Regions from separate parts of the Homo sapiens genome. Here all the other regions are linked to region 3. A link is a contact called in ENCODE Hi-C data. All regions are on one chromosome and are shown on one strand. The core of a region is the stretch at or near the end of the contact, and the rest is flanking DNA. Distances in the headings are between cores, read along the strand shown. Region 1 holds the start of PWP1 (PWP1 homolog, endonuclein). Region 2 holds the start of SNRPF (small nuclear ribonucleoprotein polypeptide F). Region 3 holds the start of ARL1 (ARF like GTPase 1).

Region 1 (4,076 bases), core at 1-2,500, 6.3 Mb before region 3:
ATACTATATGTGCACATGTCGACTCCATAAAGGCAGGGTCTTTTTCTATTTTTTTTTTTTTTTTTTTTTTTTTTTTTTTGAGACGGAGTCTCACTCTGTTGCCCGCCCAGGCTGGAGTGCAGCTGTGCGATCTCGGCTCACTGCAAGCTCCGCCTCCCGGGTTCACGCCATTCTCCTGCCTCAGCCTCCCGAGTAGCTGGGACTACAGGCATCCACCACCACACCCGGCTAATTTTTTGTATTTTTAGTAGAGACGGGGTTTCACCGTGTTAGCCAGGATGCTCTCGATCTCCTGACCTCGTGATCCGCCCGCCTTGGCCTCCCAAAGTGCTGGGATTACAGGCGTGAGCCACCGCGCCCGGCGGGACTTTTTCTATTTTGTTCATGCCTATCCCAGGACCCTGAACAATGCCTGGCCTACAGAAAGCACTTAGTATCCAATGAGGAAATTACTTAAGTAATCGTCACCTCTGCTACAGTCTCAGTCTCCAACTCTTGTAGGTTTTTCATGTGTTAGACATTTACCTCTCATCCTCCCTGCTACCATCAACATCTCACTTGGATTACTGCAAGAAATTCCCTATTCATCTCCCAGCCTCACGACATCTTAGCCTCCACACCAGTTTTTCTACACCACATTCATCCTCACTCCTTCAGACACGGAGCACAAGAGTGGAAAGTGGAGTTTTCATGCTCTCTTCCCAGTTATGCTTGAAAATGCACTTGGGTGCTAGTGAAGCTAGTGGTGTTGTCAAAAAGCCTTTTGGGGTATTACCCACCAAAAACAGCAGCCCACCCCTTTCCGGCCCGCTAAGTCCATGTGCGTGCGAATTTGGGAGTGGGGTTGGGCTTGAGGGTGGGAACAGTGAGAAGGCGCGGCCCTTGACTCTCCAGGCTCAGGCGAACCAGACCTTCTGAACTGCAGCTCTAGTCGCGACAATCCGGGCAAAGCCGCCCTCACCCCAGCCAGTCGCACCAGCCAACGCCCCGAGTTCCGGGTCCACGTTCCCCCAGCTGGGCGGACCCCCAGTGCCGTAAAGACGCTGCTCCCCTTGTCTCCCAGCGACCAGGCCTCACCTTGTCTGGTGTCTCTTTGGCCACGCCGCAGCGGACCCAGGCCACGCACGTCACCTGGCGGCTGCGGTTCATGGTCCTCAAGTCAAGGGCGTGTCACGCTAGAAACCAGGCTGCATAGGGAGGGACCACGACCGCACTGCTGCCACACGCTCAGGGATCTGCACAGGGCCGCTGCCAGGGCAGAGCGCATGCGCAGGCTCCTGTTTGGGCAGCGTCGGCGCTCATTTCAGACGTCATTCTGAGGCGCCGAATGAGAAATAGGAGGGGACAAAATGGAAGCGGAAGCAGCCGGGCGAGGAATCCACGTGGGCTGGTCTGGGCTGTGTGAAGTATAGAGAAAAGGCTTTTCAGGACTGCATGTGACGATGCCTGCGGGCTTTGTAAAGGCCAAGAAAATATTTGGGACTGTAGGGGTCAGTCAGAAGCAAAGTTTCACCAATCTTTATTTTGCTTGCAGTTCCGTAGACTTCAAGCTGACAAATGGCAGAGGTTTGTGGTTTGCGTTTTTTAAAAAGCTTTCTCCAAAATGAATTTGTCGTTTCACGGAGATCCCACCATTACATCTCATTACATCCCTAAATGTTACTTTCTCACCTTAAAACATTTAGCACCAAAAAAAAAAGTGAGAAAAAAACATTTAGCACCAATTATATACTAACTATGCAGTAGTGATTTAGTCTTGGCAAACACAAAGGGCTTACTTATGTTGAAGGCGCTGTTTTGAGTGCCGTATCACGTGATTACTTACCCCTTTGTGGGAGGTCTTATTTCCGTTTTACACCTGGGAAAACAGCGATCCTTCCAAAGGTCACACTGCTAGTAAGCGGTGCAGCTGGGATATGAACCCGGGCAGTGTGACTCCCTTGTATCTATGTCATGCTTCTCAGCTAAGATCAGTCATCTGTTAGAACTCGTGAGTGGCTGGACGTTTGTAGAATGGAAAATCTCAAACTAGCATCCCAGAAAAATCTGGGTTTTGATCTCTTGGCTGTGTGGCCCTGTCCTGGTCATTTACCCTCAATGCATCTACCTCTGAGAGAGGCAAGCAAAAGAAACAGGAAGGTGGCTGCTATGGGGAAACAGTGGCAAGGATAAACTGGCAGTACACATGGTCTTTCCCAGTGGCATTGTCAAACGGGGGGTGTCCACCTGTGGGCTCTATTCGGGGACCTTTTTGCAACACATTTATCTTTCTATACAGTATTTTACTTGGTTCTCACAACACTTTGTTTTAAAGATGAAGCTAGAGTCCCCAGTAGTCAAATACTTTCCTACTCAGATCACACACAGAGGAGCTGATACAACTATGAGTTCTGTCACCAACTCTACTCAGCCTAATGCGCTTGGCAATCTCCCTGCCTGAGGAGAGATCCTCCCAGAAGTAAATTGCTCATTGTTTGTGTAGGCAGATTATTTGTCCATTAAGACTTCTCCCCCTGCTCTGTTTCTGTAAGATGATTCTTCTGTGGTTTCTTTGCTTTTAACCCATTTTAGAAAGACCATATGGCAGATAATATTTTTCAAGGATGGCTGCAACAATAGAGTCCTTCACACATGTTTGTCTGCAACGTGATCTTGATATTCCTCCATCAAAGCACCCCCCCCCGCCCCCACCAACTTGAATCTGGGTAGTTGTAGGTCTGCTTTGGCCAATAAAGTATGACAGAAATGATGTTTCCAAGGTTAAGTCATAAATAGGATGCAGGTTTTGCTTCCCCACCACCACACCCACTTCTCCACTTCCACACCCCCCACCCACTCCCCCACTGCCCACCAGTAGAACACTAATGTTTGGAGCCCTGAGCCACCATATAAAGTTTGGCTACTGTGGTAGTCTGTTCTCACACTGCTAATAAAGACATACCCAAGACATGATAATTTATAAAGAAAAAGAGGTTTAATGGACTCACAGTTTCAGTTGGCTGGGGAAGCCTCACAATCACTGCAGAAGGCAAAAGAGAAGAAAGGCATGTCTTACATGGCAGCAGGCAAGAAGAGAGCATGTGCAGGGGAACTCCCCTTTATAAAACTATCAGATCTCAGCTGGGTGCAGTGGCTCATGCCTGTAATCCCAGCACTTTGGGAGGCCGAGGCAGTTGGATTACAAGGTCAGGAGTTCTAGACAAGCCTGGCCAACGTAGTGAAACCCCGTCTCTACTAAAAATATAAAACTTAGCCGGGCATGGTGGTGCATACCTGTAGTCTCAGCTACTTGGGAGGCTGAGGCAGGAGAATCACCTGAACCCAGGAGGCGGAGGTTGCAGTAAGCCGAAATCGCACTGCTGCACTCCAGCCCGGGCAACAGATCAAGACTCTGTCTCAAAAAATAAAAATAAATAAAAATAAATTAATTAATTAATAAAACCATCAGATCTCATGAGACTTATTATCATGAGAAAAGCACAGGAAAACGCCGCCCGTATGATTCAATTACCTCTCACTGGGTCCCTCCTATAACACATGGGGATTATGACAATTCAAGGTGAGATTTGGGTAAGGACACAGATCCCAAACCATATCAGCTACCCTGAGTCCACTATGCTGTTAGGAAACCAAACCACATGGAGAGACCACATGTGGTACTCCAGTAGACAGTTGTAGTTTTTGAGTTAACCCAGACCTGTAAATGAAAGTGCCTTTAGGTGAATCCAGCTCCCAGACATTGATTCACTCCCAGCGTTTGAGCTTGCTCAGCTGAGACCCAGCCATCATGGAACAGAGACAAGACATCCCCACTGTGCCCTGCCCAAATTTCTGACCCCCAGAATTTGTGAGCTTAGTAAAAGATTGTTTCTAACCACTAACTTTAAAAGAAAAAATCCTTCCATAATTTTTATTATAGTAAAATATACATAACACAAAATTTGCCATTTTTAAAAAGAGACAGATTTAGGGTGGGCTCCGTGGCTCGGCCTAAATCCACTTTGCCCTCCTTTGAGAGGCCAGCACTTTGGGAGGCCAAGGCAGGAGGATCACTTGAGCCCAGGAGTTTGAGGCCG
Region 2 (4,166 bases), core at 1,254-3,753, 5.5 Mb after region 3:
GTATATCACAGTATCCCTCCTGGCTTTGACTTTATTTTTGAATTTTGCCGTATATTTGTCAATTTAATTGTATGTATTCTTATTAGTCAGACTAAACCTTTGAGAAATAAGGTGAAGCAAAATAAATGCAATGTTATGACCTTTACAGCTCTTTAGCTTACCTGCATGTTCATGTAGCCATCTACAGATACCAGATAGCCCTTGTACTCCATTCCCCACTTAAGTTTCACCATCACTGGCTTTCCTGTTAGTCCATTGAGGAAAGGTTTGGGATTGAGGGGTAAACTCTGCACAAAGAACAAAAAAGGATCTAATTAATTATTTTTCCTCCCACCACCAACTCTCTTCTACCGAATCACCAATATTTTGTGGTATGCAAATGAAGAAAACTTTTGACTCCTTATTATTTTAGTACATAATTTTCACTTTTATTTGTTGAGAGTACCAGGGAAATTTAAATATCCAGTTAGCCAATTTCACCTTTAACCCATCAAAACAAAACACTGACTATTCACTTAAGATACACTGACTACCTACATCACTCACTGTTCTGAGCTCTAAAGAAACAAAGATAAAGGCACTAAAAAAAAAAAAAAAAAAAAGCGGGCCAGGTAGGGTGGCTCGTATCTGTAATTCCAGTAATCTGGAAGGCCAAGGCCGGGGGATCACTTGAGGTCACGAGTTCAAGACCAGCCCAGGCAACATAGTGAGACCCCCATCTCTACCAAAAATAGTCAGGTGTGGTGGTGCACACCTGTAGTCCCAGCTACTAGGGAGGATGAGGTGGGAGGACTGCTTGAACCCAGGAGCTCGAGGCTGCAGTGAGCTATGATTAGGCCACTGCACTCCAGCCTGGGCAACAGAGCAAGACCTTGTCTCTTATAAATAAATAAATAAATGAGTCCCTGTCAAGAAGTTGGAGATGGGGAGGGGAACTCCTCACATACAAATAATTATATTGCATGCTGCACTGTAGTAAAAGGAGATATACTAGGCACAAGGGTACCAAAGCAATCCAGGGGAAAAAGGAAAGGTTGCCTGAAATAAGTAATACCTCAGTTTTAAAGGATAAGAGTTTATTTCCAGAGCGGGAAAAAATGCTGTTCCAGGCAAGGCTAGCTACTTATGTAAAAGGAGGGAAGAGTGATGCAACAAGGTGGTTTTGGGGACATACAATTCAGCATTGTCAGTCAAAGCCCCAAATATAAAACTACAGAAGGAAGCAGAGGGCAGATCACGCTTGACAGTATTTAACTGGGGAAGCTAGGGCTAGGTCCTATCTGACTTTGTCAGTAGCACCGCCTCTTACTTACAGCAATTACTTAATGTCTATTTATTCAGCAAACCATTAACATCTCCAGTGATTTCGGTTTTTGCCCTCTTCTGCTCACTCACCAGTCAAACAAAGAAGAGAACTAAGAAACTTGGCTACTAACCCCCTCTAACATGAGCATATTCGGAGTGATCTTGATATGGCGATTACTCCAATAACCTAATGGGTCTCCAGTTTTCATTCTCCAATTTGTTATCCACCACAGTAACTATGATTTTTTAAAGTGCACATCAGATTGTCATATTTCTGCTTAAAATGATCCAATGGCTTCCAACCGAATCATTTTAAATTGATTTGGAGTACAATCAAAACCTCCCAATACAGCCTAAGAGGTCCTGCCCAACGCCTGCTCCTCCGATACCATCTCTTAACCACTATTCGCGCAAGTGGCTATACCTTTCTGTCAATTTCTCCAAATGACCAAGCTTTCTTTCCGGCCGCAGGTCTTATGCTCCTATTCCCTGTGCTCGGTACACTCCTCCTCCTGCTCTTTAAAGGGTCGTATTTCATGACACTTAGGCTTCGAGTTAAATTCCACCTCCTAGGGAGGCCATCTCTGACTAAGCCTCTAATGTCTAACGCGCACCCTCACAGCCTCCTGTCTGCATTGTTCTTAGCACTTATTATTTGCAATTACATACTTGTTATTTTTTGACTAATGTCTGTCTTCCCCACCCAAGTGAGTTAATCTAGAGCATGGCCGTATCATTACTTTCACGGAATGAAAGTGAATTCTGGAGTGTGGTTAAGTGGGAAGTGCAAATTCTCTTTGACTTTTACCCCGACCCTATAGCCCCAACTAAGAATACCCCAGGCCCGGATTCAAACAAAGAGAAGAAGGCACGGGCACTCCTAGGAAAAGAAAGGCATCGGGAGGAGCACGCGCCTCAGAAACCTAAAAGCAGAGTGAAAGGAGCTGGCGACAGGGTGCGCGGCGCCTCACGCGGATGAATGGGAAACGCGCGAAGGAACCAGCAGGCCCCGCGAGGCTGGTCTCCCTCCTTCTCTTTCTCCCCGCTTCTCCCGCCGTTCTCTTTCTCCTTACCATCGTAACCACGGCCGAATGTTGCAGGCTACTCTCTGCCGACCAGGCCGCCGCCCGTCCCTCGTGACTACAGCAGGTACCGCAGGTCCCGAGCCGCAGTTTCAAGAGAAATGGCCGCCAAACAGGACTATGACCTTTCACCTCCCACCACGGCCCTTCCTGCCTCTGTGATTGGACGCAAAGAGGTGCGTGCTGATTGGAGGAGATGGCTGGCCCAGTATCTCCTAGCAACCAGCAGCGGCTTGGGTTTGCGCCTTGCAGGCGGCGCGCGGACCTTGGGAAACCGGCTCTGAGCATCGCTGTGAGGCAGCCAAGGACTGGAGGCAGGCCGGTGTTTTTAAATGTGGTGTCCTTCCTAGAGGGCGGTCTGGGAGAGGCTGTGTAACGGATGTGACTTCTCCCCAACTTGGCTAATGGGGATTTACTTTGTCTTTTTACACCCGTGAGAATGTTCGGGGTCCCAGAGTTCCTTCCTCACTCTTCCAACAGGTTCCATGATTTGGGGGCGCCTCTGCCGCAGGCCCTTTCTACCTGAGTGTTCTCTCTTCTGCAACACCCGTTTTAACCCCTTTTAAAGGAATTGGGGGCTAGCCAGACTAGACTAGGGGCGGCGAAACGCACTGAAGAGAGTTGGATACAGAATTTCTTGCAAACGAGGTCGAGTTGCGTCTGGGATACGGTGTCATGCCCCACCCCCGCCCCACGACCCTGCCGGCCCCACCTTTCTTTTGCTTCGCCTGCAGAAACCCGCACGGCCTTCATACGTGCATTTGAAATTACCTAAGGGCGTAAGCAATATTTCCTCTGTCACGGATTAAAACTTTCGATGTAACGGTGTTATCTGAATCTCACTAGTTTTTGTCGTAATCCTATTGAGTTCGGGTCACTCTGATCTGAAATGCTAAATGCAGTTCTTGGAGAACACGCCCTTTGGGAAGTAACGCTTTTTTGCGGCCCTGAAGAGATGGATTTGGAGTTGAGGATGAAATGTTGGGTGTTGAGGCATTGTGGAGCAGTGGGCAAGACTTTGGAGGGGGCCTGCATTCGGAACCTGCGTCTATCAGGCGCGGCCGGTGTTGGGCAGTGTCTTAACCCCGAGGGCCATTGTTTCCTCGGCAGGAACGCGGCTTTAAAAACGGAACCATCCTCAGGGTGGTTGCGAGAATTTAACGTAAAACGGGGCTTGGCCTTGTAAAAGCTCAGTGTTTCACGTAAATGTTGAACACTGACCAGACAATGATTGTCAGTGTAGTTTTTACCAAACAGTTATTAGATTTATTCACCCTAAACTTCAGTGGATTTCTCCGTTTGTCTATTGTTTTATGAACTTTAAGTCTTTGTATAGACTTTGAGTTCCTACTATGTGTCAGGCTTTTTCAACAATCGTGGAAATCTTACCTTACTGTCTGATTCGGGGTGACAGCCCCGTTTAAGAGATGAGGAAGTAGGCCCAGCAGGTAACTGTTACCAGTTGAGGGTAGCTGTCCGAGTTCTTGGCGTTTTCAACAAAGAATTGGACAAAACGCACAAACAAAGCAGGGCAGCGAAAGCAGAGATTTATTTTAAATGAAAGTACACTCTACAGGGTGGGCACCGCCTGGTGCAAGCGGCTCAAGAGCATTGGTTATAGAATTTTCTGGGCTTTAAATACCCTCTAGAGGTTGCCCATTGGCCCACAACCAGTCTGATTGGTTGCGGGAGGGGACCAATAAGAGGTACTTTCATTTTTCAACTGCCACGCAGAAAAAGGAGGGGTTGAAATGGGAGTAGCCTCTGATACCCAGTCAG
Region 3 (4,079 bases), core at 801-3,300:
ACCATATATATCATATATGCATATGTACCATATATACAATATATACGTATATACCATATATTCTGGGTATATATCCAAAGAAAATGAAATCAGTATGTCAAAGAGATATCTGCATCACCATGCTCATTGCAGCATTATTCATAATAGCCAAAGTATGGAATCACCTAAGAGTGAACTGATGGATAAAGAAAACGTGAAATGTAAAAATGTGGTATATGTATGTATATTTATATATATAATGAATACTATGCAGCCTTTAAAAAGAAGAAAATCCTGTCATTTGTGACAACATGGGTGAATTTATGCTAAGGGAAATAAGCTAGGCACAGAAACACAAATACTTCATGATCCCACTTATATGTAGAGTCAAAAAAAGTGGAACTCATAGAATGAGAGCAGAATAATGGCGGGATCTTGGCTCACTGCAACCTCTGCCTCCCAGGCTCAAGTGATCCTCCCATCTCAGCCTCTCAAGTAGCTGGGACTACAAGTGCCACTGTGCCTGGCTAATTTTTTTATTTTTTTGTAGAGATGGGGTCTCACTATGTTGCCTAGGCTGGACTCCAACTCCTGGGCTCAAGGGATCTGCCCGCCTCGGCCTCCCAAAGAGCTGGGATTACAGGCCTGAGCCACGACACCTGGCCGACCTTAAATATTCTTAGCACAAAATAAACATATACACACAAGCACACACGACTATGTGAGGTGATGGGTATGTTATCATTTCACAACATATACAACTATGAAAACATCACATGGTACACTGTAAATATATACAATTTTTATTTAAAGCTAGAAAAATTCTTTTAAAATAAACTAAAAAGGCAGTCCATAAGCTTCTGTTGAATGGATGAAAATCTCTACCATAAATAAAAACATAATATGCAAAGGTATTAATAAGATTTGGAAGAAAACCTAAGAGAGTATTAACAGTAGTGACTACTGGGGATCACCGAGATACAGGGTATTAGGGATGGAAGGTTTACTTTTCTCTTTTTTTTTTTGAGACGGAGTGTCGCTCTGTCGCCCAGGCTGGAGTGCAGTGGCACGATCTCGACTCACTGCAACTTCTGCCTCCTGAGTTCAAGTGATTCTCCTGCCTCAGCCTCCTGAGTAGCTGGGACTACAGGCGCCCGCCACCACGCCTGGTGAATTTTCTGTATTTTTAGTAGAGACGGGGTTTCACCGTGTTAGCCACGATGGTCTCGATCTCCTGACCTCGTGATCCGCCCGCCTCGGCCTCCCAAAGTGCTGGGATTACAGGCGTGAGCCACCGCGCCCGGCCGGAAGGTTCACTTTTCAATGGATCTTTGGGAAGTTTCAAAACATACATGCTCAACCTTTAAAAATTTCTCTAGGGGAAATCCCTTCTCCACATCCTATAGGTGTGCTTCCTTCTTCCTCTCCACACACTTCACTATCAAAACCTACATTACTTCCAACAGTCGACCCTCGAGGGAATAAGTCCCTGGTCCCCACGATCGGGACCAGCCAGTCCACACTGCCGACCCCTGAAAGGCGGTCTCAGCTGCTCGGTCAGCGAGAAAAAAAGCCGGCGAGGTCCTCGTCCTGCAGGCCACAGCGAAGACAAAAACCTCTGGTTACTGGCCTCAGGTGCAAGGCTGCTCCGCATTGGCAGCGCGGTACCATTCCTATTATTATTACGTAGTCTTGTTTCTTTCTGGGAGAAAGCACCTAGGGAGAGTTGGGCTGGCCCCGCAGGGCGCTCCGGGACACGCGTCCTCTGCAACGCCGCAGCCTGCGCCAGCGTTCGACCGGGACGACTCATCGAGGCCCGACTCGCATTTTCAGTTGTCAGATTCGCCACTTTTTGGTGTCAGAATTTAAAACAAAAATTCCAATTTCTCTATTTCAGAAGCTCTTTCTGTCCAGAAAAACACAAGCAGGAGAGACTTCAGGTTTTTGAATTATTCGTCTCTTCTGGCCTCCACGGTATCTACATCCAGTGAGCGGGGACCGTGAGTCGAAAGCGACGACGCGGATGCTCAGGCCACCGTTCCCGGCGCGCAGTCGCAGCTGACCCTCGCTCCCGCCCCCGCCTGGAGTCCGACGTGGAAGTTGCTGGCTGACTGGGCTTGCGAGGAAACCGCCTCGGAGCTGCAGCCGAAGGCCAAGGAATCACTGAAGATCGGCGAGGGAGGACAGGGGGTTCATCATGGGTGAGGGGTTCGAGAAGGGCACCTGGGCGCGCTCGAGGGAGCCGCGGCCGAGGGCTGGGGTGCAGAGGAGGAGAGGGGCCGGCCAGGATACCCTAGAGTAGCCAGCTCCTCAGGGGGCGGGTCGCGGAGGACTTGACTCACTTTGGATCTTCATCTGTAGGGGTGGATCCGGCCTCTCGCGTTCTCCTCCGTCCTCTCTCGGTTCCCCTTGATTCCTGCGGGGTCCAGGGACCCGGACAGCTTGGGGACGTCCGCAGAGCCTGGGTTCGAGTTCTTTACCCTTATCATGAAGTTTTCCCTCATCCCCAGCTCCACTTGCTGGGCAGAGTTGTTCTTGCGGAGGCTGGCAACGCGTCAGTCGCAGGTTCGCCGAGGTTTCTTGGTGAAAGATGAGCTGCGGCCCCAGAGTGGAAGCTTAATCATTCTCTTTACCAGGGGCGCTGGGACGGCGTCAGTTTGAAAAACCTGAGAGCAGGTGTTGCTTATGTTGTTTTATGGCCAGTTTGGCATTTGTCTGCTAATCTGCTGTAGCGTTTCATGTAATAATACGGGTATTTCTAGTCGGCAAATGAAACTTTATTCTTGGTTCTTGGCCCGCTGATTGAGGGAACTGCATTCTCACAAGCATCAGGTAACACCCTCGCCCCGCTAGAACCCAAGTGAGGGTGCACATTCTTTAACTCGTTTCTCACCCTCCAAATGAAGGTGCAGATTCTTTGGCTTGGTTAAATCCCTCCACAGTTTTCTGGGGAGCATACTTCTTGCTCCCAAGCATCACAGGCGCTGTCCTGTCTTCCATAACCGCCTTCAGTTTTGTTCCGCCTCTCTTCTACCTGTAAATGGTAGAAAGGACTTTGTCAAGTCACACCTATTCTGTTGAACTTTCCCAAGGTTCTCTAGCCCATGGTGTTGTTCATTTTTCAACTCGCAGCTCTTAGTTATGCCATGTCTTTGCCAAATAACAGTGTGGCATCACTTCTGATGTTAACTATTTTTTTTTGTATTAATGTAACTTGTTTTTAATCTTCTCTAATGGCTCTGGATGGGAAAAGGACTGTGCTTTTTATCCTACACAATACTTGGTGTACAGGAAGCTTTCTGGGAATATTTTGTGATGCATTGGATAGAGCTTTATTATTTTTAAAAGTGGGTTTTTTGTCAAAAATAGTTATTGTTTTCAGCTTTTTTCTCAATTTCTTGTACTAGCTATATTGCTTCGTGGAGAACTCTGATTGAAGTTGGTTATAGTGGTACTGCTGCTGTACAGTACTTTTCCTGTGCGAGGATTACATTGTCCCACTATCCTCCTTACTGGCCCCTTGGTTTTTAGGGGTAGTGAGGGGATCATGCTAAAATATTCCTATTCTGCTGATTAGAAAATGAGATTCCCAAAGGCCGCGGCCATATTTCTCTTATTATTTGGTTTATCTTCTGTGCCTGCATGACACAATAGTAACATAACTAAGGACATAGTAACATAACTAATTACTTGTTTGATATTGAATAATATATTTCATTGGGAGGAAAAATATGCACCTACGCATCCAGGAAATTATAATATTTAATTTGGTATTTAGCTCTCAAAGGACAAGGTTAGATGTTTTGTATACCTAGTTCACAAAATGACATTGTGTATGTTTTTTCTTTTATTATTTTTTAGGTGGCTTTTTCTCAAGTATATTTTCCAGTCTGTTTGGAACTCGGGAAATGAGAATTTTAATTTTGGGATTAGATGGAGCAGGAAAAACCACAATTTTGTACAGATTACAAGTGGGAGAAGTTGTTACTACTATACCTAGTAAGTGTTGGTATGATGAGCTAATTGTAGGGACTTTCTGGTCTCCATCCAACATAACTATTTCTTTCTTTCTTTTTTGTTTGTTTTAGTAGAGATCAGGT

Evidence for each region. Hi-C counts contacts between places; a loop is a spot of excess contacts on that map. Pooled maps may share reads with other maps.
Region 1: a loop to region 3 is called in a pooled map, with 3 times the contacts of the local background. The contact joins the promoter of PWP1 here to the promoter of ARL1 in region 3. A Hi-C loop is called at or near these places in 4 of 50 pooled maps.
Region 2: a loop to region 3 is called in a pooled map, with 5 times the contacts of the local background. The contact joins the promoter of SNRPF here to the promoter of ARL1 in region 3. A Hi-C loop is called at or near these places in 2 of 50 pooled maps.

What each region holds. Positions count from the first base shown.
Region 1 is chr12:107,682,973-107,687,048 of GRCh38, reverse strand. PWP1 (PWP1 homolog, endonuclein) reads right to left here and starts at 1,250. Exons shown (of 15, transcript NM_007062.3): 1 at 1,078-1,250. The coding sequence starts at 1,149. RefSeq lists enhancers at 912-961, 1,182-1,441 and a silencer at 3,871-4,076.
Region 2 is chr12:95,857,289-95,861,454 of GRCh38, reverse strand. SNRPF (small nuclear ribonucleoprotein polypeptide F) reads right to left here and starts at 2,503. Exons shown (of 4, transcript NM_003095.5): 1 at 2,379-2,503; 2 at 162-287. The coding sequence starts at 2,381. It overlaps SNRPF-DT (SNRPF divergent transcript), which reads left to right and starts at 2,616. Exons shown (of 3, transcript NR_135014.1): 1 at 2,616-2,701. RefSeq lists enhancers at 2,181-2,230, 2,261-2,490, 2,611-2,670, 2,721-2,780, 2,179-2,794.
Region 3 is chr12:101,405,743-101,409,821 of GRCh38, reverse strand. ARL1 (ARF like GTPase 1) reads left to right here and starts at 2,050. Exons shown (of 6, transcript NM_001177.6): 1 at 2,050-2,180; 2 at 3,841-3,978. The coding sequence starts at 2,177. RefSeq lists enhancers at 2,388-2,437, 2,518-2,567.